Linked DNA regions of Homo sapiens: region 1 is linked to region 2. Evidence: chromatin loops called from intact Hi-C (ENCODE). Cell type or tissue: IMR-90. All regions are shown on one strand. Links, peaks and the distances in the headings refer to the core of each region. The heading gives the core; the rest is flanking DNA. Region 1 overlaps DDX6 (DEAD-box helicase 6). Region 2 overlaps ARCN1 (archain 1 coat protein complex I subunit delta).

Evidence for each region. Peaks named below come from ENCODE experiments on the same cell type or tissue, not always from the same donor. Only the 100,000 strongest peaks of a DNase experiment are listed, where the experiment ranks them.
Region 1: a loop joins it to region 2, with 9 times the contacts of the local background. A loop is called at or near these places in 3 of 110 quality-filtered maps.

Annotation. Positions count from the first base shown.
Region 1 is chr11:118,762,891-118,778,179 of GRCh38, forward strand. It overlaps DDX6 (DEAD-box helicase 6), which reads right to left. Exons shown (of 14, transcript NM_004397.6): 5 at 5,333-5,462; 6 at 2,319-2,465; 7 at 322-416. Among named protein-coding and RNA genes, the nearest start is that of DDX6, 21 kb to the right of the region's middle. In IMR-90, for the core only: no CTCF peak of the experiment used is centred there; a DNase peak (open chromatin) is centred at 7,661.
Region 2 is chr11:118,591,009-118,604,669 of GRCh38, forward strand. It overlaps ARCN1 (archain 1 coat protein complex I subunit delta), which reads left to right. Exons shown (of 10, transcript NM_001655.5): 7 at 1,701-1,848; 8 at 2,582-2,690; 9 at 6,699-6,903; 10 at 9,617-12,025. The coding sequence ends at 9,706. LOC124902765 (a long non-coding RNA gene) reads right to left here. Exons shown (of 2, transcript XR_007062908.1): 2 at 11,891-13,661. It also overlaps the pseudogene RNU6-1157P. Among named protein-coding and RNA genes, the nearest start is that of PHLDB1, 9.8 kb to the right of the region's middle. RefSeq lists a silencer at 1-28 and a cis regulatory region at 13,644-13,661. In IMR-90, for the core only: a CTCF peak has its summit at 4,211 (motif pointing right); a DNase peak (open chromatin) is centred at 4,233; H3K27ac peaks cover 174 bases.

The DNA of each region.
Region 1 (15,289 bases), core at 4,061-12,060, 180 kb after region 2:
TATATGCTTTTAAAAATTAATCACAGAGCAGAAAGAGACTTAGAATAAATTTGGCATTGAGGTTATTCACTCCTCTACTAAAAAATTAAAACCTAATGTCTGCTATCTCTAAGAAAAAGACAAAATGCTGAATTCCAATGAATGCCTATAATCTACTCCCTCTGACGGGTAAAACACATTTTATAAGCAAATTAATTTAAACTGATTGTTTATGTGTTTATTAGATCATAAACACAAGCAGCTTTTGCTTCATTCACTGGCAGTTATAAGCAAAGCACAGAAAAGTACAGAACAGTATAATGCCAAATGAAGAGACATTACCTCATCCAATACTATCATCTGGACATGATCAACCTTTGCTACTCCTTTCTTAATAAGATCCAGGATTCTCCCAGGGGTAGCAATCACCACGTGCACTATGCAAGATTTAGAAAACATACATTCTCATTAATTTTAATTTGAGCAAAGAGGATAAAGGTTTATAATATTACAGTCCTGAGCTGCTTAATGATAATTCTGAGAAATGCATTGCTATGTGATGGTATAGCCTACTCCATTGTATAGCTCCATTATAATCTTATGGGAACACCGACATACGTGCAGCCGTCACTGACCACAACATTGTATGCAGCACATGACTATCTTTTATTAGAAACAACTAGGCCGGGTGCAGTAGCTCATCCCTGTAATCCCAGTACTTTGGGAGGCCGAGGTGGGTGGATCACATGAGGTCAGGAGTTCGAGACCAGCCTGGCCAACACGGTGAAACCCTGTCTCTACTAAAAATACAAAAATTAGCTGGGTGTGGTGGTGGGAGCCTGTAATCCCAGCTACTCAGGAGGCTGAGGTAGGAGAATCGCTTGAACCCAGGAGGCAGACGTTGCAGTGAGCCGAGATCACACCACTGCACTCTAGCCAGAGCAACAGAGTAAGACTGTGTCTCAAATTAAAAAAAAAAAAAAAAAGAAAGAAAGAGAAGAAACACATTGTGTTATAGAGGTGGAAATAACACAAAAAGGCACAAAGATGTGTTTTAGGATAAAGACTTCCATTTCACCACAGGATGCTTAAAAAATATTTGTTTCACCTCTACATTGGGTGGGGTACAGCTTCCTAAATCACCTGCTGCTTTCAACAGTAGGCATACTTTCTTGTCTTAGGATAATTCTCAATTAATAGCAGAAGGCACACCAGACTTCTGACATAAGAGCAATGCCTCTAATCTAGAGCAGTGAGCCGAGTATTGTTAAAAGGATCAAACAAGATAATTTTTTAAAAACCTATGCAATACAAAGAATGTATCACATAATTATCATATATAATATTCTAACTAAAATCAAGATATAATTTTATATGAGTGATCTCATTCTTGCTGTTTTGTTACCTTTTTCCACTCGGCAATGTATCATGAAACCTCTTCATGAAAATGAATACAGGTCAACTTTACTCTTTAATGACTATGTAGAATCCTATTCAGATTATACCTTAACGTATTTAGTTAGCCAATCTCCTTCTAAGTTGGCCAATTTTTCGGCACGACAATACCACCCCATAGCAAACAACTTTGTACCTACAGCCCTGCATTTACCCAACTTTTTTCTTCAGGAAAGATTCTTAAAAATATACATTTATGGCCGGGCACGGTGGCTCACGCCTGTAATCCCAGCACTTTGGGAGGCTGAGGCAGGTGGATCACGAGGTCAGGAGATCGAGACCATCCTGGCTAATACGGTGAAACCCCGTCTCTACTAAAAACACAAAAATTTAGCCTGGCGTGGTAGCGGGAGCCTGTAATCCCAGCTATTCAGGAGACTGAGACAGGAGAATGGCCTGAACCTGGGAGGCGGAGATTGCAGTGAGTCAAGATTGCGCCTCTGCACTCCAGCCTGGGCAACAGAGCAAGACTCCATCTCCAAAAAAAAAAAAAATATACACACACACACACACATTATATATACATTTATAATTTTAAAATATACTCCCAAATTGCCCATGATAGAGATGTAAGTTTACACCCCCACATTTACAATGTAGCCTATTTGTCCACAAACTCACATTATCGTCTACTAATACTTTTAGCTTTACCAATTAAACAGGTAAAATTATTATAAACTTGCTGTTTTACAATTACTAATAAAGTCAAATATCGTTTTCAATTATGGTAATTTGTCTTTTTCGCTTGAATGCAGTGGTCATTTCCTTTTCTTACTGCAGTATTTCTGTTCCTTAATTCTTAAAAACAATTTTTAATAATTTACTGAAATACTTGTGACTAAAATAACAGAGAGCTACACTACCTTTTAGTAATCATTTCTTACCTGTATCATCAAGCCTCATTATGTCATCTCGTAAATTGGTTCCTCCTGTGGTTGCCATCACTTTGGCCCCTCCCATGTGTTTGCTGACCTGGATGCAAATTTGACTGACCTGTAGAGCAAGTTCTCTAGTGGGAACAATCACCATTGCTGAAACAGTATCAAGGAATATATAAGAAAATATGGGGTGAGGTGGGAGAACATGCTATACATCATTATTTACAAAATTTAAGAAGCTATAGAAATACTGCGCCTTATGATGCAGTGGCTCACACCTGTAACTGCACCTTATGATGCAGTGGCTCACGCCTGTAATCCCAGCACTCTGGGAGGCCAAGGTGGGCAGATCACCTGAGGTCAGGAGTTCGAGAGCAGCCTGACCAACATGGTGAAACCCCATCTGTACTAAAAATACAAAAATTATCCAGGCGTGGTGGCACGCACCTGTAGTCCCACCTACTCAGGAGGCTGAGGCAGGAGAATCACTTGAACCCGGAGGCAGAGGCTGCAGTGAGGCAAGATCGCGCCACTGCACTCCAGCCTGGGCGACAGAGTGAGACTCAGTCTCAAAAGAAAGAAAGAAAAAAAAAATAGCCTAGGCACGGTGGCTCACACCTACCTATAAGCCCAGCACTTTGGGAGGCCAAGGTGGGTGGATCACCTGAGGCCGGGAGTTTGAGACCAGCCTGACCCTATCTCTACTAAAAATACAAAATTAGCTGGGCGTGGGTGGCACATGCCTGTAATCCCAGCTACTTGGGAGGCTGAGGCAGAAGAATCGCTTGAACCCGAGAGGCAGAGATTGTGGTGAGCCGAGATTGTGCCACTGCACTCCAGTCCAGGCAACAAGAGCGAAACTCCGTCTCAAATAAAAAAAAAGAAAAGAAACACTGCCCCTTATAATCTAGATACCGAGATGTATTAAAAAATTGGGCTGGGCAGCACAGTGAGTAACTCATGCCTAGAATCCCAGCACTTTTGGAGGCTGAGGCAGGAGGATCGTTTGAGCTCAGGAGTTTAAGACCAGCCTGGGCAACATAGCAAGACCCCATCTCTACTAAAAAAAAAAATGAAAAAAATTAGCTGGGAATGGTGGCATGTGCCTATAGTCTCAGCTTCTGGGGAGGCTGAGGCAGGAGGATCACATCAGCCTGGGAGATTAAGACTGCATTAAGCTATGATCATGACACCACACTCCAGAATGGGTGACACAGCAAGACTCTGTCTCCCCCGCCAAAAAAATTAAGAAATAAAAATAAAAAGTTGAATCATTACACAGGACATTATGAAAACTCAAATGTACAAATCTCTTTATGAAAAGAGAACCTATTATAGTGTCCCAGATTTAGACTCTCCCTCAGCAATACTATTATATAAATATTAAACTCTTCCTCTTCTTTTTTTTGAGATGGAGTCTTGCTCTGTTGTCCAGGCTGAAGTGCAGTGGCTGCCATCTCGGCCCACTGCAACCTCTGCCTCCCAGGTTCAAGCAATTCTCCTGCCTCAGCCTACTGAGTAACCGCCACCACACCCAGCTAATTTTTTGTATTTTTAGTAGAGACGGGGATTCATCATGTTGGCCCAGCTGGTCTCAAACCCCTGACCTCAAGCAATCCTCCTGCCTTGGCCTCCCAAAGTGCTGGGATTACAGGTGTGAGTCACTGCACCTGGCCTTCTGCTGCTGCTGCTTCTTCGTTTTGAGACAGATCTCGCTCTGTTACCCAGGCTGGAGTGCAGTGACATGATCTTGGCTGACTGCAACCTCCACCTCCCAGGTTCAAGCAATTCTCCTGCCTCAGCCTCCTTGAGTAGCTGGGACTACAGGCACATGTCACCACACCCAGCTAATTTTTGTATTTTTAGTAGAGACAGGGTTTTACCATGTTAGCGAGGCTGGTCTTGAACTCCTGACCTCAGGTGATCTGCCTTGCCTCGGCCTCCCGAAGTGCTGGGATTACAGGCGTGAGCCACCACACCCAGCCAATACTGTTCTTAATTACAAACTTTCAGCATGTTGAGTTCGCAACTATTAGCTCAAAGTTTATTAACAATATTTCTAAAAGCCCCAACTACATTTGAGTCAGATTCACTGTGTAAAATACCTAGGTAGGAAACTCCTGCTACCTAGGCTCTATTTACATCATATGAAAGTGGGAAGAAAAGATAATTACAGATCACGAAAGCTAAAAATGTAAAGTTTCAGAGATGAAATCTTAATTCCATTAACTTACATTGAATATAACTATGAAAATTTTTTATTCCCCACTGCCTAGGCTCTTAAAATCCCAAAATCCACAGCCTTTAAACAGAAGTTCATGTTTCTACAAGGAATTCTGTTAACACTCATCTGCCACAAGAAATAGTTCCATAGTTTATAAGTAGCAATGTCAACTAATTTAACTTCTCATGACCTCAGCCGCCTTTTTTTTTTTTTTTTTTTTTTTGAGTTGAGAGTCTCACTCTGTCACCCAGGCTGGAGTGCAGTGGCACAATCTTGGCTCACTGCAACCTCCACCTCCTGGGTTCCAGTGACTCTCGTGCCTCAGACTTCTGAGTAGCTGGGATTACAGTTGTGCGCCACCATGCCCAGCTAATTTTTGCATTTTTAGTAGAGACAGGGTTTCGCAATGTTGGCCAGGCTGGTCTTAAATATCTGGCCTCAGGTGATCCACCCACTTTGACCTCCCAAAGTGCTGGGATTACAGGCTGTGAGGCACCGTGCCCAGCCTCAGCTTTCCTACCTATAGGGCACTAATACTTATTTTTCCTGTCTCACTGGAATGCTGTCACAAGTGTGTATCATATAAGAATACTCTTAAAACTAGAAATCTCTAAAAAGCTGGGAATCATTTTTAATAAAAAGACCATCATCAGGCTAAAAAAAGAAAAAACCTGAAAAGAAAGAATACAAATTTTAGATAATGTAAATTCTGACTAAAAAAAGAGTATCTTCTACACATGGCTCCAAGGCTGAAACTCCCATTTTTAGTTTAAAAACAAACTTTTATTCAACTAACCTTGTATATTGTCCTTCTTCAGGTCTAGCCGTTCAAGTAAGGGAATGAGGTAGGCACCGCTCTTGCCTGTTCCATTTTTTGCTCTAGCTAAGATATCCCTACCAGATAAAGCAATGGGAATGCTCTCCTCCTAAAAGAGATAAGACAATACAAAATTACTTCTGAATGTAGTACACAAGCAAATTCCTCTCTGAAATACACTGAAGGATACCTCTTTCGGTATTGCTTTAAGTGTCCTAAGTATCCTACATTTGAATTCTACATGAATAGCAGAGATCCAAGTAAATCAGCACGACCAGTCAACATCAACATCATTATAAACCAGTATTTACCAGAACTGCTCACAGAATTTTAAATTGTAACCCAATGTCATAAGAACTGTGTTATGTGTGTATCTGAAGAGAACAACAAAGAAAATGGAGGAACTCAGGCTGACCCATAAATAGCACTTGAAAATACAGACAAAACAAAAGCAAAGCCTCCTTCAAATAAAAATTGGAAAAATGGCCAGGCACAGCAGCTCATGCCTGTAGTCCCAGCACACTGGGAGGCAGAAGTGGGGGATCACTTGAGCCCAGGAGTTCAACACCAGCCCGGGCAACTAGGCAACATGGAAAAACCCCAACTCTACAAAAATTACAGAAAGTAGCTGGGTGTGGTGGTGGGTGTCCATAAACCTTGAGAGGCTGAGCCAGGAGGTCAAGGGTGAAGTGAGCCATGATTGCACCACTGTACTCCAGCATGAAAGAGACCTCGTCTCATCTCAAAAAAAAAAAAAAAAAAAAAAGGCTAGATACAGTGGCTCACATCTGTAATCCCACCATTATGGGAGGCCAAAGCAAAACGATCACTTGAGCCCAGGAGTTTGAGAACAGCTTAGGCAAAATGGTGAGACCCCATCTCTACAAAAATTTTTAAAGGAAAAAACAAAAACAATTCCAAGGTAAGACTATATATATTTTGAGACTAGCACACCAATTTGACCACAGTGAAAAATTGTAGCTTGGACACCTCATCCCTGCAACAAAACACGAATAGGCTGGGAAAGTTTAACCTCAGGTCCTATTTGTCATTTATTTATATAATAAGTAAATCTCCAATGTCTGTCCCACAGCCTACTTCTCTGTTCTGTAATGTGCTCTCTATTGAAGGTTCAATTCTATTGCAGCTACCTCAAATACGGTCACATCACTAAAGGTGACCTCTCATTTTAATATTTGGCTTACTTTGTTATCTATTTTGCAAATAATAACAGTAGTTCATACTAACTTAAATTTCCCAGACAACAGCAAAGGATTCCCAAAAGTTACTTAAAAATAAATAGACATATACAAAGAGAGGTCAGGAGTTCAAGAACAGCCTGGGCAACATGGCAAGCACCCCCACTCTTTGCAAAAACAAAACAAACAACAACAACAAACTATAAAATACAATAGATCGTTGAAAAAGCTTGATCGTTGAAAAATTGTTAAAAGGAAATTATGTGGAATTTTTTTTTTTGAGACAGAGTCTCGCTCTGTCGCCCAGGCTGGAGTGCAGTGGCACAATCTCGGCTCACTGCAAGCTCTGGCTCCCGGGTTCACGCCATTCTCCTGCCTCAGCTTCCTGAGTAGCTGGGACTACAGGTGCCCGCCACCACACCCGGCTAATTTTTTTTTTGTATTTTTAGTAGAGACGGGGTTTCACCGTGTTAGCCAGGATGGTGTTGATCTCCTGACCTCGTGATCCACCCGCTTTGGCCTCCCAAAGTGCTGGGATTACAGGCGTGAGCCAGCGCGCCGGGCCATGATGTGGAATTTTAATTTTTTTTCTTTTTTTTTTGAGACAGAGTTTCGCTCTTGTCACTCAGGCTGGAGTACAATGGTGCGATCTTGGCTCACTGCAACTTTCGCCTCCTGGTTCAGGCGATTCTCCTGCCTCAGCCTCCCGAGCAGCTTAGATTAACGGCGTGTGCCACCACACCCAGCTAATTCTTGTATTTTTAGTAGAGACGGGGTGTTTCACCATGTTGGCCAGGCTGGTCTTGAACTCATGACCTCAGATGATCCACCGACCTCGGCCTCCCAAAGTGTTGGGATTACAGGCATGAGCCACTGTGTCTGGCCTGAATTTTTAATTTCTAAAACTAAGATACTAGGAACCAAATTCACAGTCACTGACATTTGTCCCTTCTATGCCTGGGCTAACGACAAAAACAAACAAACAAACAAAAAACAGCTTTAGCCCTTTAAAGCTGCTATTGGTAGAAATGACTAAATAAGCAGGATGACTTCCATCTCCCACGACAACACTCTTTCTACCTAGAGCTCCAATCACAGGATATAAATGGGTTCCATATGGTCAGAACAACACAGCTGCCAGAACAACTGTGAAAATATTGTTGTTGGCTGGGAACGATGGCTCATGTCTGTAATCCCAGCACTTTGGGAGGCTGAGGTAGGCAGATCACCTGAGGTCAGGAGTTCGAGACCAGCCTGGCCAACATGGTGAAACCCCATCTCTGTTAAAAATACAAAAATGGTCATGGTGCGCACCTGTAGTCCCAGCTACTTGGGAGCCTGAGGTAGGAGAACTGCTTGAGCCCAGGAGGAGGAGGTTGCAGTGGGCCAAGATTGCGCCACTGCACTCCAGCCTGGGCAATGGAGCAAGACTCAGTCTCACAAAAAAAAAAAAAAAGAGAGAGAAAAGAAAAGAAAATACTGTTGTCTTGTTCTTACAGCCAGCATTAAAGACTCTGCTTATTAAGGTAAAGCAAACAAAGAAGAAAACCTTGGCTTTAACCCTTTGGTCTTAAATTTCTTCCCTCATCACAGATAAGTGAACCATTATTTCCAGTTGTTCCAGAGGCTCCCATTACCCTGTCACCTCAGGTTTTCTCTTTTGTGGTTCTGTGGTGCCAGTAGTCTGTAGTTTTTAACAGGCTGCCTGCACACTACTCAGTTTTACAGTATTGAAAAAGTAAGATAGGTGGTCTCTGATGGTCTCATAACGACTTGCTGGGTCAGGTTCTTTAAAGTGTAAACCTTTTTTTCAATCAAGTGAGGCAGAACAGAATTAGACTAGAGGTATCCTAATCCCCCTTTTCAGTTCATCTTTTGACTGACTTGATTAAGGCCATTGACTTCTATTCCTTTGCCCTCTTTGACAGGGATTATACCCTACAAAAACTGTTCAAGGATAAAGCTTTAACAAAGTACATGTGATAGACTGTAAGTTAAGACACCCTGATATTTTGCCTTATATGATGGCCATTATGATTAACAGTCAGTGAATTCAGCACATCCACACTGCCTCTTACCAGTGTTTCTCAGGAAATAATGAAAAGCAAGAGAATTCAAGTCAAGTTCAAAAAGCTGTGAAATACAAGAGGAAATTATGAGGAACTGCCAGGGAGAAGGCAAAGGAGGAAGGAAACGAAAACTTTTTTTAAAACTTACTATGTGCTCAGCACAACTTTCAAGTTAGGTACTTTGTTTTACAACTGACAAAATGGATCCTAAACAGGATTAGTTTGCCCAAGGTCACAAAGCAAGAAATGCTTTAGCCAGTATTTGAACTTAGATCTGCACATAACATGTAGGCAAGAAGTTGGAGAAAATGGAACTCTCATACACTGCTAGTGGGAATGTACAGCTACGCTGGAAACCAGCCTTGCAGTTCCTCAAAAGGTTAAAAAGAGTTACCATATGAACTAGCAATTCTAGGTATACAGCGAAGAGAAATAAAAACATCTCCACACAAAAACCTGCACCTGAATTTTCATAGCAGCATTATCCTTAATAGCCAGTTCCTTCTATGTTTTTTTTTATAATAGTACAAACTTTATTCATAAATAAAACTTCATAAGGTTAAAGCAGGGTCAGTTCCTATTTTAAAAAGGGAACAGGGGAAGGCAGCCTGCTATTTTATTTAAAATCACAAGTTAGGTTTTTCAGACGGATGACAGTTGAGATCATTAAATCCCCTTCCTACTTCTCAGATTTTCACAAAATAGCACATTAAATCCTCAGTCCTTGGAAAACAACCCCAAATGTCTACCAACTGATGACTGGATAAATCAGAAGTAATAGAGCCATACAATAAAATATTATTCAGGAAAAAGGAATGGAATATTGATACAAGCTACAACACAGATGAACTCGGAAAACATTACGCTAAGTCAAAGAAGCCAGTCACAAAAAAAACACATACTATAGGATTCTATTTATATGACATGTCCAGACTAGGCAAAGCTAGAATGACAGAAAGTATACCAGTGGTTGTTTAGGGGTGTGGGAAAATGAGGTGTGACTGCTAAAAGGGTTTCTTTTGTGGGACTGATCAAAATGTTCTAAAATTTATTGTGGTAATGGTTGCAGAACTCTAAATGCACTAAAAAGCATTAAATTGTATACTTTTGATGTGTGATGTCATTTATATCTCAATAAAGCTATTACCCCCAAAAAACAAAACCCCAAAAAACCAACCCCACAAGCTTAGGGCTGACATCTGCCACCTTAGGTCTCCAAATTCACATTCACTGTAACGTTTAGATAATGACTGAAGAGTATTTGTTGTGTTTTGGTTACTCTAGTATCCCTTTACTAAGTAACACCCCAATTTCCTTCTAAGGAATTACATATGCCCTGGTCTCCCCTGTCCCAACAGACCAAGCCTCACCAATTTTCTAAGCCAAGTGGTAGACACATAGCCCACACTGGGCCAGCGGAATGTTGCCTCCTAAGAATCTAAATTGTTATAGTGCATCCATTACAGCTTCCTAAGTCCTTCAGAGCTATCTCAATTCTTAGTCATTTCCAAGTATGTTTCTCTAGCCTTCTCAATCTTGTGAATTCCCGTTATTTTTCCAATAAATTTCCTTTTGCTTAAGTTAGATCGAGTTGGTTTCTGATGCCTATAATTAAAGAATGGTTTATTTTCCAATCTCCTAGCATTGAGAGGCATTTTACAAAAGTGTGGTACCAACAAAAGCTCAACATCACCCAACTAGCTGCATTTACACTGACTGCTTCCTCTTATTTTCCAAACCTTAATTTCCAAGAGGGAAAAAAAACCTATGGTTAAAGGCCGGGCGCGGTGGCTCACGCCTGTAATCCCAACACTTTGGGAGGCCGAGGTGGGCAGACCATGAGGTCAGGAGATGGAGACCATCCTGGCTAACATGGTGAAACCCCGTCTCTACTAAAAAAATACAAAAAAATTAGCCGGGCGTGGTGGCAGGCGCCTGCAGTCCCAGCCACTTGGGAGGCTGAGGTAGGGGAATGGCGTGAACCCAGGAGGCAGAACTTGCAGTGAGCCAAGATTGCACCACTGCACTCCAGCCTGGGCGACAGAGCGAGACTCTGTCTCAAAACAAAATAAAACAAAACAAAAAAACAACCTATGGTTACTCCAGACGAGGTAGCAATGATTGTTACAAATGTCCCCTGCTTAACAGGAAAAAAAAAAAGGGAGATGGTAATTTCTAATTATATCTCTAATTTAGGCTGGGGATGGTGGCTCACACCTGTAATCTCAACCCTCTGCAAGGCTGAGGCAGGAGAACTGCTTGAGGCCAGGAGTTCAAGACCAGCCAGTGTGACAAACTGAGACTCTGTCTCCCCGACCCCACCCAAAAAGAAAACAAAACAAAACACACACCAAAAAAAAAAACAAAACAAACAAACAAAAAAAACCTTTGAGTTTTTAGGAAATATTTTTTTCAATCATGATAAACCGATTGTTAGCAGGAAGAATGACTTATTTACAGGATTCAGAATGCTATAATTCCTAACTATAAATAGTAAACTATTAATCCTCATTAGACCTTAGCTGACCTGGCACAAAATTTTGTTGCCAACAGTACGGAGCTTCCATGTTTCCCTCAATAATCAACTACTTCTCATTTCTTCACCTTCTTAGAGTTTCGAAAAAGTCTTCAAGAGGTGTTCCCAGGGTTTAGAAGCAACGAGAGAGGCCATCTTTCTCAATCATAACCCCAAAGTTAATATAAAGTTTCAAATAATGCTAAGCAGACAAAAACAGTATATTCTTAAGCCTTCCAAAGAAGTCTAGGTTCCTATAAAGCTATACCTTTAGAATGGCAATTATTCTACTGGCCACAGCATCCAGACCTAGAACTGGTCACAGATGGCTCTAGAAATACGTTGTGGGAGCAATCTGTAGTATATCTGGTTCCAGCCTGTCAATGTAAAAGCTCTTTTGAGAGCATATAATTTTAAGTGCCTAATTCTCTAACAGTCTTTTTTTTTTTTTTTTTTTTGTGAGACAGGGTCTTGCTCTGTTGCCCAGGATGGAGTGCAGTGACACAATCCTGGCTCACTTACAGCCTCAACCTCCTGAACATCTAAGACTACATGTCCCCCATGCCCAGCTAATTTTTGTACAGTCAGGGTTTTGTCATGTTGTTTAGGCTGGTTTTGAACCCCTGGACTCAAGCAATCCACCCACCTTGGCTTCCCAAAGTGCTGGGATTATAGGCATGAGCCACTGCACCCAGCCAATTCTCCAAATCTCACAGCCAAACTGCAACTAAATTCCATCTCAAACAAATATTCAAATGCAGAAGACTCACCCATCTAATCAAGGCAGTTTTAATATTTAGGGGAAAAAAAATGCCTGGATAAAACTGTAAAACCAAGCATGATAGAAGAGATACTTTTAGGAATGGGGGAGGGATGACAAAAATAAAACGAGAAGGTAGATAAGAATGGAAAGAATACTAGAAGACAGCCTGCCATGAGGTTATATTTTACCAGGGGGGTGATGGGTGCACCCAAATCTCAGAAATAGCAACTAAATAATTTACTTGGCCAGGCGTGGTGGCTCACGCCTGTAATTCCAGTACTTTGGGAGGCCGAGGAGAGTGGATCGCCTGAGGTCAGGAGTTCAAGACCAACCTGGACAACATGGTGAAACCCCGTCTCCACCAGAAATACAAAAATCAGCCGGGTATGCTGGTGCCCGCCTGTAATCCCAAGTCACTTGGGAGGCCGAGGCACGAGAATCGCTTGAACCCGGGAGGCAGAGGTTGCAGTAAGCCGAGAGCACACCATTGCACTCCAGCCTGAGCGACAGAGCAAAACCCTGTCTCAAAAACAAAAGAATTTACTCATGTAACCAAACACCACCTGTTCCCCCAAAAAACCTATGAAAATAAAAATTTAAAAAATTTTTTTACTAGGGGATCTGTAAATTTTGTTTCGGTTCTAAAATCCTAATATTTGTGACTTGTAACTCTGATTGATTCTAAGAAACACATAATCTTGTGCTTTCCATGGATCCCCAGGACAAAACAATAGGAAAGAAAAAGGCAATAAAAAAAAAGAAAAAGGCAATACAAGTGGTGACCTTGAGTATCTAAAACAATATACTCATACAATACCTTGCTATTTCAAAATACTTTGGTTGTACACTACATTTGATCTTAACAATAAAAATCCTGTGAGGGAGAGTACTTATTTCTACTTTACAGAAAAAGCTGGATGTCAGATTGGTTAAGTGGCTGAAGAGTTAATTGCCTATATGCTATAACAACACTCAGAGTACAAGTAACAAAGTTAATTTTAAATTTTAATACAAGGTAAGAAATAGGAGTCAGCAAATATCCACTAAGAATGAGGACTGGGCTAAGTGCAGTGGTTCACATCTATAATTCTAGCACATTGGGAAGCCAAGGCAGGAGGACTGCTTGAGCCCAGGAGGTCAAGACCAGCCTGGTCAACATGGCAAAACCTTGACTCTACCAAAAACAAAAACAAAAACAAAAACAAAAAACAACCAGGTGTGCTGGTACTACACTATCATCCTTACTCAGGAGGCTGGGGCAGGAGTATCACGTGAGCCCAGGAGTTTGAGGCTGCAGTGAGCTAAGATTCTGACACTGCATCCAGCCCAGGCAACTTAGCAAGACTCAGTCTCTTTAAAACAAATTTAAAACAATTACGTCTCCTAAATTAACTAATTTCCTTTTTTGAAACTATTATATAAAATAACCCATAACATTTTTGAGCATTTATCACGTACTAGGCATTGTACTAAGCATGTGAATTATCTCACTTAATCTTTACAACAACCCTATGGTATTATACTATTACCTCAATTATATAGGTCAGGAGTCTAAGACTTATAGATCCCAAATAACCAATTTATGAAGGAGTAGAGCTGGGATTTAATCTGGGCAGTTCCCTACACCAAGTTCACCTGCAGACATGAGTTACCTAAGTTTCATCAAAGCACGCTAAATAAGCACAGGCACTATGCTAAGTACTAGAGATAAAAGTTGAATGATGCAGTTCCTACTGTAAAGGAACTCTCATAAGACCTCAGTGGGCCAGGTGTGTTGGCTCACGTCTGTAATCCCAACACTTTGGGAGACTGAAGCAGGCAGATCACAAGGTCAGGAGATCGAGACCATCCTGGCTAACATGGTGAAACCCCATCTCTACTAAAACACAAAAAATTAGCCGGGTGCTGTGGTGCACGCCTGTAGTCCCCGCTATTCGGGAGGCTGAGGCAGGGGAATCGCGTGAACCCAGGAGTCGGAGATTGCAGTGAGTGGACATCGCGCCACTGCACTCCAGCCTGGCAACAGAGTAAGGCTCTGTCTCAAAAAAAAAAAAAAGAAAGAAAAAAAAAGACTTCAGTGTAGATAAAATGGCTTAACATGAACTACATCATAGTAGATTCCTAGGTATTTCTAATACCTACACCCAAATTACCCCTCTGATGATGCATATCCTTGTTTTGATACTTTATCCAGCCAAAAGCACACTCTCAACTCTGGGCAATCATTACCCAGCGTTCTCTGCTTGGAACACAGCTCAATTCTTCCAGGTTGTCCCATCTTCCTCTAATGACTACATACATACGCAATTCCAACTAGAAAGGTACTCATCATATTACAGTGAATTACCTGTACAATTAGCTGTCCTTTCCAGACTGTAAGACAGCAACCATATATCTGTCTTATTCATTATAGAATTCCCAAGGTCAAACACTTTCTAGGTCACTCCACACATGTTGGCTCAATGAAAAAGTACTCAGTGATGTCACAGGGTTTGTCCTTAGCACAGCCTGAATTCAATCATTTCATCAATTTAAGTATGTCTGTTGTCATCATTTATCAAACTGGCCTATGTATAATGCATGTTTATATGTACGTGTATATTTATGTGTATGTGTGTGTGGATATGTATATACATGCATTTATTTCCTTGCTCTTTCCACTGAAAGGACCAAGTAGCAAACAGGGTACCTAATGCCTGGGTCTTGGTCCCTAATACTACTCCACACTAAAAAGAATCAAGGATCCTTGGATGCCAATGCTGGGCCAGGATAGGTATAAGATAAGCCTGCATCATGATATGTCAAAAAGCAAGAAAGGGGCCGGGTACGATGGCTCACATCTATAATCCCAGCACTTTGGGAAGCCAAAGTGGGCGATCATTTGAGGTCAGGAGTTCAAGACCAGCCTGGTCTACAGGGTGAAACCCTGTCTCTACTAAAAATGCAAAAATTAGTTAGGTGTGGTAGCACACATCTGTAATTCCAGCTACTGGGGAGGCTGAGACACAAGAACTGCTTGAACCCAGGATGGGAAGGCTGCGGTGAGCCAAGATCATGCCACTGCACTCCAGCCTCTCTGACAGAGCTAGACTCCATCTCAAAAAAGAGAAAAAAAAAAAAAAAAACCAAGAAAGTACTCAAGAAAAATGAAGGGGACACATCATAAAAACATAGGAACCAGGCTGAAAGAGCTTACATTGGCCAGATCTAGGCTATTTTTAGAATAATAATAAAAAAAAAATTGAAAAAAATTGAAAAAAATGGTGAGTATAAGTCCATACTGATAACAGATATATATGGATGAGGGGAAGGGAAGTTTCTTCTTTATAGGGGCAAATACAGAGGGAGTGCTAGAATTGGAAAGTCATCATAACCCATCAGAGCAGAGAT
Region 2 (13,661 bases), core at 33-8,032:
AAAATTAGCCAGGCGTGGTGGCACAATGCGAAATTTACTCATTCTGCTATTAAATAAACTGCCAGTGCTTGTTTTGTTAACTGAAGGGCAGTATCTAATGGTGTATTTGAAAAGTACATAAAATCCTTTCAATATAAGTGTGTGTGTTCCAACTATTGGATAGATATATATAAGCCCTGCTTTATGTTACAGGTGTTCTTGTAATTTCATTTCATTTAGCCGACATCTCGTCACAAGAACAAAGCCTTTTTACGGAAGAGTGTTTTTGTCTACTTTCCCCACCGTAGTCAGCACAGAATTGTCTTTTGGAAGCAGTGCTTATATTATTTGACATTTTTGCTGGCTTGTAAAGTGCTATCCAAAAGTGATTTCTGTTTTGTTTTGTTTTGTTTTGTTTTCCTGAGATGGAGTCTCTCTCTGTTGCCCAAGCTGGAGTTCTGTGGTACGATCTTGGTTCACTGCAACTTCTGCCTCCCCAGTTGAAGCAGTTCTCCTGCCTCAGCCTGCTGAGTAGCTGGGATTACAGGCACCTGCCACCATGCCCAGCTAATTTTTTTTATTTTTAGTAAAGATGGGGTTTCACCATGTTGGCCAAGCTGGTCTCGAACTCTTGACCTCATGATTCGCCCACCTCATCATCCCAAAGTGTTGGGATTGTAGTCATGAGCCACCATGCCCAGCCCTTCTGGGTTTTTTTTGTTTTTGTCTTGTTTTTTTGTTCTTTTTTTTGTTTTTTTTTTTGTTTTTGCACAGTCTCTCTCTGTCATGCGGGCTGGAGTGCAGCAGCACAACCTTGGCTCGCTGCAGCCTTAACCTCCTAGGCTCAAGCAATGCTTCCTCTTCAGCCTCCATAGTAGCTGGAACTATAGGTGTGCACCACCACACCCAGCTATTTATTTATTTATTTATTTATTTATTTTTTATTTTTTGAGACGGAGTTTCACTCTTCCTGCCCAGGTTGGAGTGCAATGGTGTGATCTCGGCTCACCGCAACCTCTGCCTCCCGGGTTCAAGCCATTCTCCTGCCTCAGCCTCTCGAGTAGGTGGGATTACAGGCGTGCGCCACCATGTCCAGCCCCAGCTAACTTTTGTATTTTTAATAGAGATAGGGTTTTGCCATGTTGGCCAGGCTGATGTCAAACTCCTGACCTTCAATGCCCCTCTCACCTCAGCCTCCCCAAAAGCAATTTCTTTTAAAAAGATAAGACTATCTTAATTGGCTTGGATTTTAACAACTTTAAGTCTCTAGGCAAAATTGCAACTAGACTTTACACAGAGCTTGCCCTTTTCTGCTACTTTATATAAGGCCAGAACTGCTGTCTGACCCAGGCAGCTGATCAGGGTCTTACTGGAGCCTTCTGCTTGGCAAACCTGGCCCCACCATGAACCTGCTCCCTGTGAAGTATTTTTGGAAAGAACTTGGTTAATAGTCTTTTAACTTTTTCAGGTGCAAACTTGTTCTGTAATGGCTTTTAGAGTTGAAATTAGCTTTTTTTTTAAAAAATTACTAGTTTTTAAGTATCTTAAATCATTTTAAAATAAGTCTTTGAAGAAGGGAAATCTTTCTTCAAAATGAAAAAGAATTGGAATTTGTTAGGTACTCTATTTTGGATGTTTAGATTGTGGGCCATATAAGCCTAGTGAGGGGTTGTTTCTCGTCTATCTGAACCTCAGGAGTTTTCCTTTCCCTCTCATTCTAGACCCATCCAAATGTGGATAAAAAACTTTTCACTGCAGAGTCTCTAATTGGCCTGAAGAATCCAGAGAAGTCATTTCCAGTCAACAGTGACGTAGGGGTGCTAAAGTGGAGACTACAAACCACAGAGGAATCTTTTATTCCACTGACAAGTAAGTGCCTCTGGCCAGTCCCACTAAGCTAGTTTGCATTGAGAACTAGAAATAGCCCTTGCTGGTACACTTTTATTTTTATTACCATAGCAAAGTTCTTTCTGACAAAATGACTTTCTTTTGAAATGGACCTGGTGCTGCATTTTGTATATTTTTATCATTAGTTTTCATTTTTAATAGCTTTCATTTTGAAACCATTGTAGTTTTGTTGTTGTTATTGTTTTAGAGACAAGGTCTTCTTCTGTTGCCCAGGCTGGAGTGCAGTGGGGCAATCATAGCTCACTGCAGCATCAAACTCCTGGACTCAAGCCATCCTCCTGCCTCAGCCTCTTTAGTAGCTGGGACTAGGACTATAGGCACATGCCACCACATCCAGCTAACTTTTTTTAAAAGACACAAACTCCCTCTGTCACCCAGGCTGGAGTGCAGTGGTGTGATCATGGCTCATTACAACCTTGAACTCCTGGGTTCAGCTGATCTCCCACCTCAGCCTCCTGAGTAGCTAGGAGAACAGGGAAGTGCCACCACGCCTGGCTTTTTTTTTTTTTTTTTTTGGTATAGGTGGAGTCTCACTTTGTTGCCTAGGCTGGTCTTGAACTCATGGCCTCAACCAATCCTCCCACCTCGATCCTACCACCTTGGTCCTCTAAAGCGCTGGGGTTACAGGCATGAGCCACTGCACCCAGCCATCTTTTTCTAATATTCTAGTATGACTGCTTTGCTTTCTCCTCAGTTAATTGCTGGCCCTCGGAGAGTGGAAATGGCTGTGATGTCAACATAGAATATGAGCTACAAGAAGATAATTTAGAACTGAATGATGTGGTTATCACCATCCCACTCCCGTAAGTGCTGTCCCTGTGTCCTCTACGGTGGACTTAGAGAACTGGTCTTTTGGAACTCATTTTGGAGTCAGCACCTACCTGACCTGACTGTCCATTCAAAGATACTTCTTTAAAAAGCTAGTTGTGAAAGAAGCCAGATACAAAAGGCTGCATGTTATGTGATTCCACTTCTTTGTCTTTCTGGAAAAGGTAATACTATTGAATAAAAATGAGGAGGTAGAGAAGAAGGTACTTCACTTCAGAGGGGCACAAGGGAACTTTTGGGAATGATAGGAATGTTCTAGGACTTGTGTTTGCTTTGGCAGCACAGGTACTAAAATTGGAACCATACAGAGAAGATTAGCATGGGCCCTGTGCAAGGCTGACATGTAAGTTATGAAACATTTCATATTTATAAATAAGTAAAGCAAGGAAATTGTTTTTTTGAGACAGAGTCTCACTCTGTCACTGGAGGTCACTGGCACGATCTCAGCTCACTGCACCCTCCACCTCCCAGGCCCAGGCTATCCTCCTGCCTCACCCTCCCGAGTAGCTGGGACTACAGGCGCACACCACCACGCTTGGCTAATTTTTGTATTATTTGTAGGGACGGAGTTTTGCTGTGTTGTGCAGGCTGATCTCAAACTCCTGAGCTCAAGTGATCTGCCCGCCTCGGCCTCCCAAAGTGCTGGGATTATAAGCGTGAGCCACCACACCCAGCCAAGAATTGCTCTGTGACTTGATTGTGGTGGTGCTTACTGCATACACTTGTTGAAATACATTGAGCACTTGGAAGGGATGGATTTTACTGACTTTAAAACCAAATTGAACAAGCCAGTTGTAGATCTGGAGCTGTTTTTATTTATTTATTTATTTTTTATTTTTATTGGAGACTGAGTTTCACTCTTGTTGCCCAGGCTGGAGTGCAATGATGTGATCTCGGCTCACTGCAACCTCCACCACCTAGGTTCAAGTGATTCTCCTGCCTCAGCCTCCCGAGTAACTGGGGTTACAGGCATGTGCCATCATGCCCAGATAATTTTTGTATTATTAGTAGAGACGGGGTTTCACCATGTTGGCCAGGCTGGTCTCAAACTCCTGACCTTAGATGATCTGCCCGCCTTGGCCTCCCAAAGTGCTGGGATTATGGGCGTGAGCCACCGCACCTGGCTATTTTTATTTTTATTTTTTTGAGACAGTCTCACTCTGTCAGCCAGGCTGCAGTGCAGTGGTGCAACCTTGGCTTACTGCAACCTCCACCTCCCAGGTTCAAGCGATTCTCGTGCCTCAGTCTCCCAAGTAGCTGGGATTACAGGCGTGTGCCACCACGCCCAGTTAATTTTTGTATTTTTAATAGAGATGGGGTTTCACTATGTTGGCCAGGCTGGTCTCAAACTCCTGTCCTCAAAATGATCCACCTGCCTTGGCTTCCCAAAGTGCTGGGATTACAGGCGTGAGCCACTGCACCTGGCCTGGAGCTGTTTTTAGATGTTGGTCCTCAGCTTGTTTGTGTAGTAATGAAGATTTCCAGAAGGAGGAGCCATTTGTCAGTCAAACTTTCTGTTTTGCAGGTTTCAAAGAAATTGAGTCTATCGGGCTGAATGTTTCATTTTCACGTGCTAGTCTCTAAACTTTCACTAAAGATGAGAGTGTGTTCAAGGGAACTGTTGATTCTTGTTGAACAAGATGTCTACATTAGTTACAGTAAATTTCCTAACAGCCCTTTTGGAGCATAATTTATATACAATAAACTACACATATTTTAATTGTATAATCTTGACATGTTTACACTTGTGAAACCACCACCATAATCAAGATAACAAAAATGTCATGTCAACCCCAGAAGTTGAGTTCCAATAAGCTTTTGTTGTACACTTAAATGGCCCACTATCTAGGATCAACTGGAAATGGTCTCTACCTTATCTTTTTAGTAACATTTACAGTGAGCATGCAGTTATTACTTCACAGTAAATCCTAGCTCCTTTCACCTACCCATCAGCCCTCATGATTAAGCACAATGTTTAATTATGAGCACCAGTAAGTGTATTCTTAGTGTATCTTTACTGTTATGTCGCTCAGTTATTGCTGCAGAGAAAATGGTACTAATTTGCCAGGCGCAGTGGCTCACGCCTGTAATCCCAGCACTTTGGGAGGCCGAGGCGGGCGGATCACGAGGTCAGGAGATCGAGACCATCTTGGCTAACACAGTGAAACCCCGTCTCTACTAAAAATACAAAAAATTAGCTGGGCCTGGTGGCGGGCGCCTGTAGTTCCAGCTACTCCGGAGGCTGAGGCAGGAGAATGGTGTGAAGCCGGGAGGCGGAGCTTGCAGTGAGCTGAGATCGCGCCACTGCACTCCAGCCTGGGTGACAGAGCGAGATTCCGTCTCAAAAAAAAAAAAAAGTACTAATTTAATTCATAGTTTTCTTCCCTTTTTGATAATTCAAGCCTTTACATTATCAGGTCTGGTTTTAGTCATTCTTGTTTCCAATTTTAAAAATATACTTTATTACCAGTATCCCCTTTAATGGGTAACCATCTTATCCTCTACAGTATGGTTATTGCTTCAGAACAATAGATGGCTGCCTTGAACTGTTGTAGGACTTGGGTGTTGGTGACAGGTAGAGTTTTGTTTGTCAAGATTTAGTTTACTAGACTATTTATAGAATGCTACAATTTTGAGGCCTGTCTACCCTATAATTGTGGTTGTGGTGGTTTCCTGTATTCTAGTTCAGTTTTGCAATGGTCTCCAGAAGAGACCCTTACACAACATTTTACTCCCGTTGTCTAGAACTGATCAAATTAGAAGAGATCAGAATCAGAATTAGAGCAAGGGCACAGAGAAGGAACATAAAAGAACCAGGACCCTGAAATTGATAGGGAAGAGTTAATAGTCTTATGCCACCCTTAAAGTTTACTTTGTCTCCCTTATTTACCCTATCCCTAATATAAACATTGAGTGTCACTGGTGAATTAAAAGCTGGTAAATTTAGAATGTGTAGGAGTAGGTGACACTGCCTGTCAGCCGTGTGTAGGGGTGCAGAGTAAATCTTAACTAGCCCTGCTTCTCTCGCAGATTAAGGACAACTACGGATCTGTTTCTCCCATCATGTTTCCATTTTGCCCCAGGGGTAATTGTGCTTTCACTTATCAAATAAAAGTCCATTTACTGGATTGTAAATCAAATAAACCCATTGGTGTCAACTTCAATAAGTTTGAAACATTCTGAAATCTTTAAAAACAAATTCTCGGCCGGGTGCGGTGGCTCATGCCTGTAATCTCAGCACTTTGGGAGGCCGAGGCAAGTGGATCACGGGGTCAGGAGATGAGACCATCCTGGCCCGCATGGTGAAACCCCGCCTCTACTAAAAATACAAAAATTAGCTGGGCGTGGCGGCACACGCCTGTAGTCCCAGCAACTTGGGAGGCTGAGGCAGGAGAATCGCTTGAACTGGGGAGGCGGAGGTTGCAGTGAGCTGAGATCACGCCACTGTACTCCAGCCTGGCGACAGAGCAAGACTCTGTCTCAAAAAACAAATGAACAAGAAAACAAATTCTCTCAAAGGCCTCCATTCATCTCCACTATTGATGTTTAGAGTTTTCCCCCACTATTATCAATCTGCTTGTTTCCCCATTGTCTCCTATAAAGAGTGCTACATTATGTTAAAATTCCTTATTTATAGGGCAGCAACCTATTGGTGCAGGGTTTTTGGAAACATAGCCATCTTAACACATCTGTTGGTCGCAGTCCCCAGATCTAGTCCTTAAGTTGGAGCAGCCCATAGGCATATCTGCCAAATACCTATTTTTGCATATTAACTATATCTACAGAGGGAATTGAGTGAAACTCTTAGCCCAAGGTGCTAGGACTTCATCGTTTGATCCTTGAAGTTATTAGCCTTTTTTTCCCCTGAAATTGTAGTCCTAGAAGGCAAAATTTGGGGATCATATATCAAATTTGGGGTTGGTTTTCCGTGGTGGAGTTCTAGCTCTGAACAGCTACCTTGACCAGAATGTTTCTCACAACAGGTCTGGTGTCGGCGCGCCTGTTATCGGTGAGATCGATGGGGAGTATCGACATGACAGTCGACGAAATACCCTGGAGTGGTGCCTGCCTGTGATTGATGCCAAAAATAAGAGTGGCAGCCTGGAGTTTAGCATTGCTGGGCAGCCCAATGACTTCTTCCCTGTTCAAGTTTCCTTTGTCTCCAAGAAAAATTACTGTAACATACAGGTACTCCATTTTAGTTGAGAACATATATAGGGAAAGTGGTAGGACAGTAGGAACACGTATAGGATGCCAGACAGGTAGCATGGCTTTTTGTGGTCAGATAAAGCTCAGAAAAAAACTGATGTCTCCTACAGGAATTCCCTTTCTAATTCATTGTATGATCGTGGTCAAATTCTTTTATTGCTTTACCTCAGTTTTCCTCTCTAGATCAGACAAAGTAAAGAAATGGAATGTTAATACAGATAAAAGTACTTGTGGATTATGCAAGATTCATAAACACTTAGTTGCCTGTTTTTTTTTAACCTTATATATTTTAAAGTCGATTTGCCAAAACACCCCAACACATGGTTTTTTTAAGGCCTTGCTGTCACTTGATTTATACCCAAAGAATGAAATTGTTTTATTTAGAAGACAAAATTACTACAAAAAAAAAATCCATTCTATTACAAATGGAAATTATTTGAGGGTTATTTATGTCACAGCTCCCTTTATTAGTACAAATAATCATGAGCCAATTCTGTTGCAAACTCTGTCCTTTAGGTAGGCAAAGCAATGGAGATGTGTGAGCTGTTCCTTCGGATTTTTTTTTTTTTTTTTTTTTTTGAGATGGAGTTTTGCTCTTTTCACCCAGGCTGGAGTGCAATGGCGCGCTGTCAGCTCACCGCAACCTCCGCCTCCCAGGTTCAAACAATTCTCTTGCCTCAGCCTCCCAAGTAGCTGGAAATACAGGAATGCGCCACCATGCCCTGCTAATTTTTGTATATTTGGTAGAGACGGGGTTTCTCCATGTTGGTCAGGCTGGTCTTGAACTCCCGACCTCAGGTGATCTACCCGCCTCAGCCTCCCAAAGTGATGGGATTACAAGTGTGAGCCACAGTGCCCAATGGATTTTTTTCCTTTTTTTCTGAGACGGAGTCTTGCTCTGTTGCCCAGGCTGGAGTGCAGTGACATGATCTCGGCCCACTGCAACCTCTGCCTCCCGGGTTCAAGCAATTCTGTCTCAGCCTCCCCAGTAGCTGAGATTACATGCGCCTGCCACCATGCCTGGCTAATTTTTGTATTTTTAGTAGAGACAGGGTTTCACCATATCGGTCAGGCTGGTCTCGAAATCCTGACCTGAGGTGATCCGCCCACCTCAGCCTCCCAAAGTGCTGAGATTACAGGCGTGAACTACCACGCCTGGCGGATTTTTTTTTTTTTTAAGACGGAGTTTCACTCTTGTTGCCCAGGCTGGAGTGCAATGGCGTGATGTTGGTTCACTGCAACCTCTGCCTCCCAGGTTCAAGCGATTCTCCTGCCTCATCCTCCTGAGTAGCTGGGACTACCGGCATGCGCCACCACGCCTGTCTGATTTTTGTATTTTTAGTAAAGACGGTATTTCACCATGTTGGCCAGGCTGGTCTCAAACTCTTGACCTCGTGATCCAGCCACCTCGGCCTCCCAAAGTGCTAGGATTACAGGCGCGAGTCACCGCGCTCGGCCCGGATCATTATTTTTTAACTCATCATTCTTCCAGTTTTTATTGTTGTTGTTGTTTTGAGACGGAGTCTTGCTCTGTCACCAAGGCTGGAGTGCAGTGCGATCTCAGCTCACTGCAGCCTCTGCCTCCCAGGTTCAAGTGATTCTCCTGCCTCAGCCTCCCAAGTAGCTGGGACTACAGGCGTGTACTGCCACACCCAGCTAATTTTTTTTTGTATTTTTAGTAGAGATGGGGTTTCACCATGTTGGCCAGGCTGGTCTCTAACTCCTGACCTCAGATGATCCGCCCACCTCGGCTTCCCAAAGTGCTGGGATTACAGGAGTGAGCTTCCACGTCTGGCTGTTCTTCCAGTTTTTTAATTTGCATTACTAGGACCCAGTTTATATTATTAATATTCCCCTCTTTTTGACTTGCTTGTTGTTCTGGCCCTACCTTAGCTTCCCATATGGTCTCCGTCTCCCCTGTAAATGCTTAGAAAATTGCAGCTTCCTCCCTTGAATGATTCCAAAGAGCAGTTCTCTCTCCCTATCCTGTTAGTGACATAACCCCATCAGTGTTGGAAGCAACTGTATTGAACTCAAGACATTAGATAGAAATGGGTAAATTTTCCTATTGGGGCTATTCAAAGATTAGGACATTATAATTGCTCTCCCAAAACTTCATTAGAAAATACGAATCAGTGGTTCAAGTGTTGTATTGGTGCCGTTATAGGTACCATTGTTACATGTAATTAATTAAGCTGGACATTTATTTATTTAAAAAGGAAAAACCTCATTGGACCAGCCATGCCTAAAAAATAAGTATGATAGAGCAGCTTACTGGGACTTTTAACACGAGACTTTGAGAGCAGAGCAAATGAATAATGTGAAGAGCTAGAACGTTGCCTTTTGGGTCAGAATGTTAATATATCATCCTGATAGAATGTCTATGAATTTCATAGGTTATACAGGGCAGGGCTGGGCTGTGGCCACTCATTTTGGAGCTTTTACTTAATACTACGGAACATCTCGTCCCAACAGTTGTCTTTTCTCCATCTAGAAGAAAAGCAGCTTAATCATTTTGGTGGGGAAGAGTGATGCTGTGACTTTCAGTTGTGAATTGAACATTTTTCTAGTATTTTACAGTTACTTTTAATACCGCTTTTAGGGAAATTGATATGTTCTGTAATGAGAATGTAGTCAACATGATGGAGACTCAAACCTCCTGCTTTACCTTACTCTTTGTTTATTTTCCTAGGTTACCAAAGTGACCCAGGTAGATGGAAACAGCCCCGTCAGGTTTTCCACAGAGACCACTTTCCTAGTGGATAAGTATGAAATTCTGTAATACCAAGAAGAGGGAGCTGAAAAGGAAAATTTTCAGATTAATAAAGAAGACGCCAATGATGGCTGAAGAGTTTTTCCCAGATTTACAAGCCACTGGAGACCCCTTTTTTCTGATACAATGCACGATTCTCTGCGCGCAAGGACCCTCGACTCACCCCCATGTTTCAGTGTCACAGAGACATTCTTTGATAAGGAAATGGCACAAACATAAAGGGAAAGGCTGCTAATTTTCTTTGGCAGATTGTATTGGCCAGCAGGAAAGCAAGCTCTCCAGAGAATGCCCCCAGTTAAATACCTCCTCTACCTTTACCTAAGTTGCTCCTTTATTTTTATTTTATTATTATTATTATTATTATTATTATTTTTTGAGATGGAGTCTCACTTTGTAACCCAGGCTGGAATGCAATGGCATGATCTCAGCTCACTGCAACCTCCGCCTCCTGGGTTCAAGCAAGTCTCCTGCCTCAGCCTCCGAGTAGCTGGGACTACAGGTGCACGCCACCACGCCTGGCTAATTTTTTGTATTTTAGTAGAGACGGGGTTTCACCGTGTTGCCCAGGCTGGTCGCGAACTCCTGAGCTCAGGCAATCCGCCCACCTCAGCCTCCCAAAGTGTTGGGATTACAGGCATGAGCCACCATGCCCAGCTGCTCCTTTATTTTAATCCCTAAATATAATCCCTAAATATAGTTATATTTCATACTTAGTTTGTTTTTAAAAAGTTTTCTCTGTAGAAAATTTTAATCATTCATACCCTTTACCTTTAGGTTTTTCTTTCTATACATTCAGTCAGGCACTGGGATCATCTGTTTACAGGCATTATATTTATTTGGCACTCCTGGAACAAGTATATCTAACCCATTCTTGATTTTTGGACTATTCAGGTGAACTATTTGAGGGGTATGGGGTCTAGAAGTTAAAAGATACGCATGTCTTCTGTTCTTTTCCCGTATCAATTCATTCCTTCATCTCTTTGCCAAGTTGTTTTCCTTTCAGGGCCTGTCCTTCCAGTTTAGAACAGTACCATGAATCCCACTTGTGTCAATATTAAAGATAGCTGAGAAGCACCTTTCAAATGGCACAGTCCCTCTTCAAGATGTCTAAAAGAATGGTTATGTCTGTCCAGTTAGGGATTTCACATCCACATGTAATCATGTCTGCTGCTGTTGCTACCCAAATTTTCATTTCTCCACATTTTGGGTACTTAAGCTAAAACGTAATGGCCACAGTCTGTAATCCATTCACATTCCTCAGTTTCACCACCTCCCTCTTCCAGACTGCACTCTCTGTCATCAGTCCCCTCCTTTCTAACAGAAATGGGGTTATGATTTTGAAGGCTGTGGGTTCAGGGAGTCTTTGCCAATCCTGTTGGCCCTAAACTATCAAGGAGGCTCCATTTCACCATTTGATTTTTTGCATTTCAGGAGGCAACTGATTGTTTCGATATGTACATATTACTCACGTATACCCCATTTCCTTCCAGTCAGCCCAACATTTTCCACCAGTCTGTCCCCATCTCTGAAATCCTTCCTTCTCTTTCCCCCTAAGTCTTTTGAGTGTCATCATGTACTGGTGGTTTCTCGGTTCCATCTCATCCATTTCCTTTTCAATGGAGACTACAGCGTCAGCCAGCTCAGCCTTGGCTTTTAACTCAATATTCCAGTCCATAGGGGTGGTTAAAAGTTGCTGCAAGGCTGCAGGCACTGGCAGTGGGAAGAGGCAGACGACTAGATGACTTCTGCACTTTTAGCTGGTTGAAAAGTACCACTCCCACTCTGAACATCTGGCCGTCCCTGCAAAGAGTGTACTGTGCTTGAAGCAGAGCACTCACACATAAATGGCTGTGTGTGGAATTGCTTGCCAAAGAAGTTTCTAGCCTTTCCCTTTCCCCTAACTGCATCAGGGAAGAATTCTTATCTCTAGCTTGGTTTCCACATGAGGTTTTTCTGAGAAGGGCTTGGGACAAGAAGTCTGTCATGTTAGTTAAGCAGGCAAGAAATCCTACTAATCCAGTTTTGTTTGAAAGTTGTTTGTCCGTATGATTTTTTAAAAGTCAAGTTTAATTTCAAAAAACCTTTTTTTTCTGAGATTACTTTTGGGGTAATATTTAAAATGAGAGACATTTTGTAACCCTGTAAAATACATAGGGAATATAACATTCCAGTGTATACAAAGAAGGCAAATTCTTTAATCAAATAAAGCGCATTATAAAATGAGATGTTTATTGGATTATTGACTCACTTTGGTGTCTGCTTGTTGATTCAGGATGCTGTAATGGGACCTAACATTAAAAATTAATGACATGTTTTTTTTAAGAGAAAGTAATCTGTGAGAGTATTCATTGCCTTTTTCCATCTTATATGTATTGTGCTTCCTTGCGTATTTTTCTACATTTGATACATGCACTCCTGACAGTGTAGCTTTTGAATTTGATGCTACTTCTGGCCTTTTTGGGGATTGGAGTCTTAATTTTGTCAGACGGCAGTTGGAGAGTCAAAAAAGTCAGGCTTCATCTTTAATCTTGGAGTCTTGGAGTCTTCTCTTCCCCATTAGACCGTGATGAGAAGTGATCCAGGGATGAGGGATAATGGGAACAATTTTTGGGAACTGTTGATAATTCCCTCAGATAAACCTGCTTACTTTTTTTTTTTGAGATGGAGTCTCGCTTAGCTGCCCAGGTTGGAGTGTGGTGGTGCGATCTCAGCTCGCTGCAACCACGGTCGCCCAGCTTCAAGCGATTCTCCTGCCTCAGCCTCCAGAGTAGCTGGGATTACAGTCACCCGCCATCATGCCGGGCTAATTTTTTTTGTATTTTCGTAGAGACGGTTTCACCATGTTGGTCAGGCTGGTCTTGAACTCCTGGTCTCAGATGATTCGCCCACCTCTGCCTCCCAAAGTGCTGGATTACAGGCGTGAGCCACCGCGCCCAGCCTTTTTTTTTTTTTTTTTTGAGACAGTCACCAGGCTGCAGTGCAGTGACATGATTTCGGCTCACCACAACCTCCACCTCCAGGGTTCAAGTGATTCTCCTGCCTCAGCCTCCTGAGTAGCTGGGATTACAGGCATTCCACACCACCACCCCCGGCTAATTTTTGTATTTTTAGTAGAGACGGTTTCACCATGTTGGTCAGACTGGTCTCAAACTCCTGACCTCGTGATCCGCCCGCCTCAGCCTCCCAAAGTGCTGGGATTATAGGCCTGAGCCACCGCGCTCCGCCAGAGCTGCTTACTTTCTTATGCTTTTTTAAAATTTAACTTGGAAAAACTATTGGGTGTCAAAAAATTGGAAGGCAAATTATTCTCACTTATTAAGTATCTGGGATGAGAAATTTCTAATGTTGAAAGCCAAGATTCTGATTTTTTTTTTCTTGGTGAAAAAAAGTATCTGGTCTAATGTTGCTCAAGTGTGGCTTAGCTGTCTGAGACTGTAGCCTTAATCGAATGAAATGATTAAGGTCTGTCATTCCTTTACTCACCATAGCTTCAAATTTGTCAACCCATGCATCTCTGATGGGAAACTTTGCCCTCCAATTAATTTTTAAATTGTGAACAGTTTTAAAGTTGTTCACACTGGCTAGGGTCTGAGATTTCCAGGGTTGATATAGAATAGCTTTTTATTAAACTTCACATCTGACAGGGCTTATTGGAAGGAGACAGGAGAAAAATGGAAAAAGTCATCCTCAAGAAGATTAAAGTCTAACTGGAAGCAATGACTATCTGCTTGTGAAGCCTTTTTTTTTCCAAGTTAGACAAGTGTTAACTACAGCTAGTACTAAACATGGATCTATATGAGAGTAGGTAACATGGCTTCTGTCTTGTAGGCTCTAGAGGAATCTCAAGCAAAACCTCACAAATGATTTTCTTTTGCTATGCACATCTGTCTTATTACAACCCCCTTACCCCCAATTCCCTTGTCCTAGAAGATCCACAAGTAGGTTGGTTGCTGTGCATTGCTGT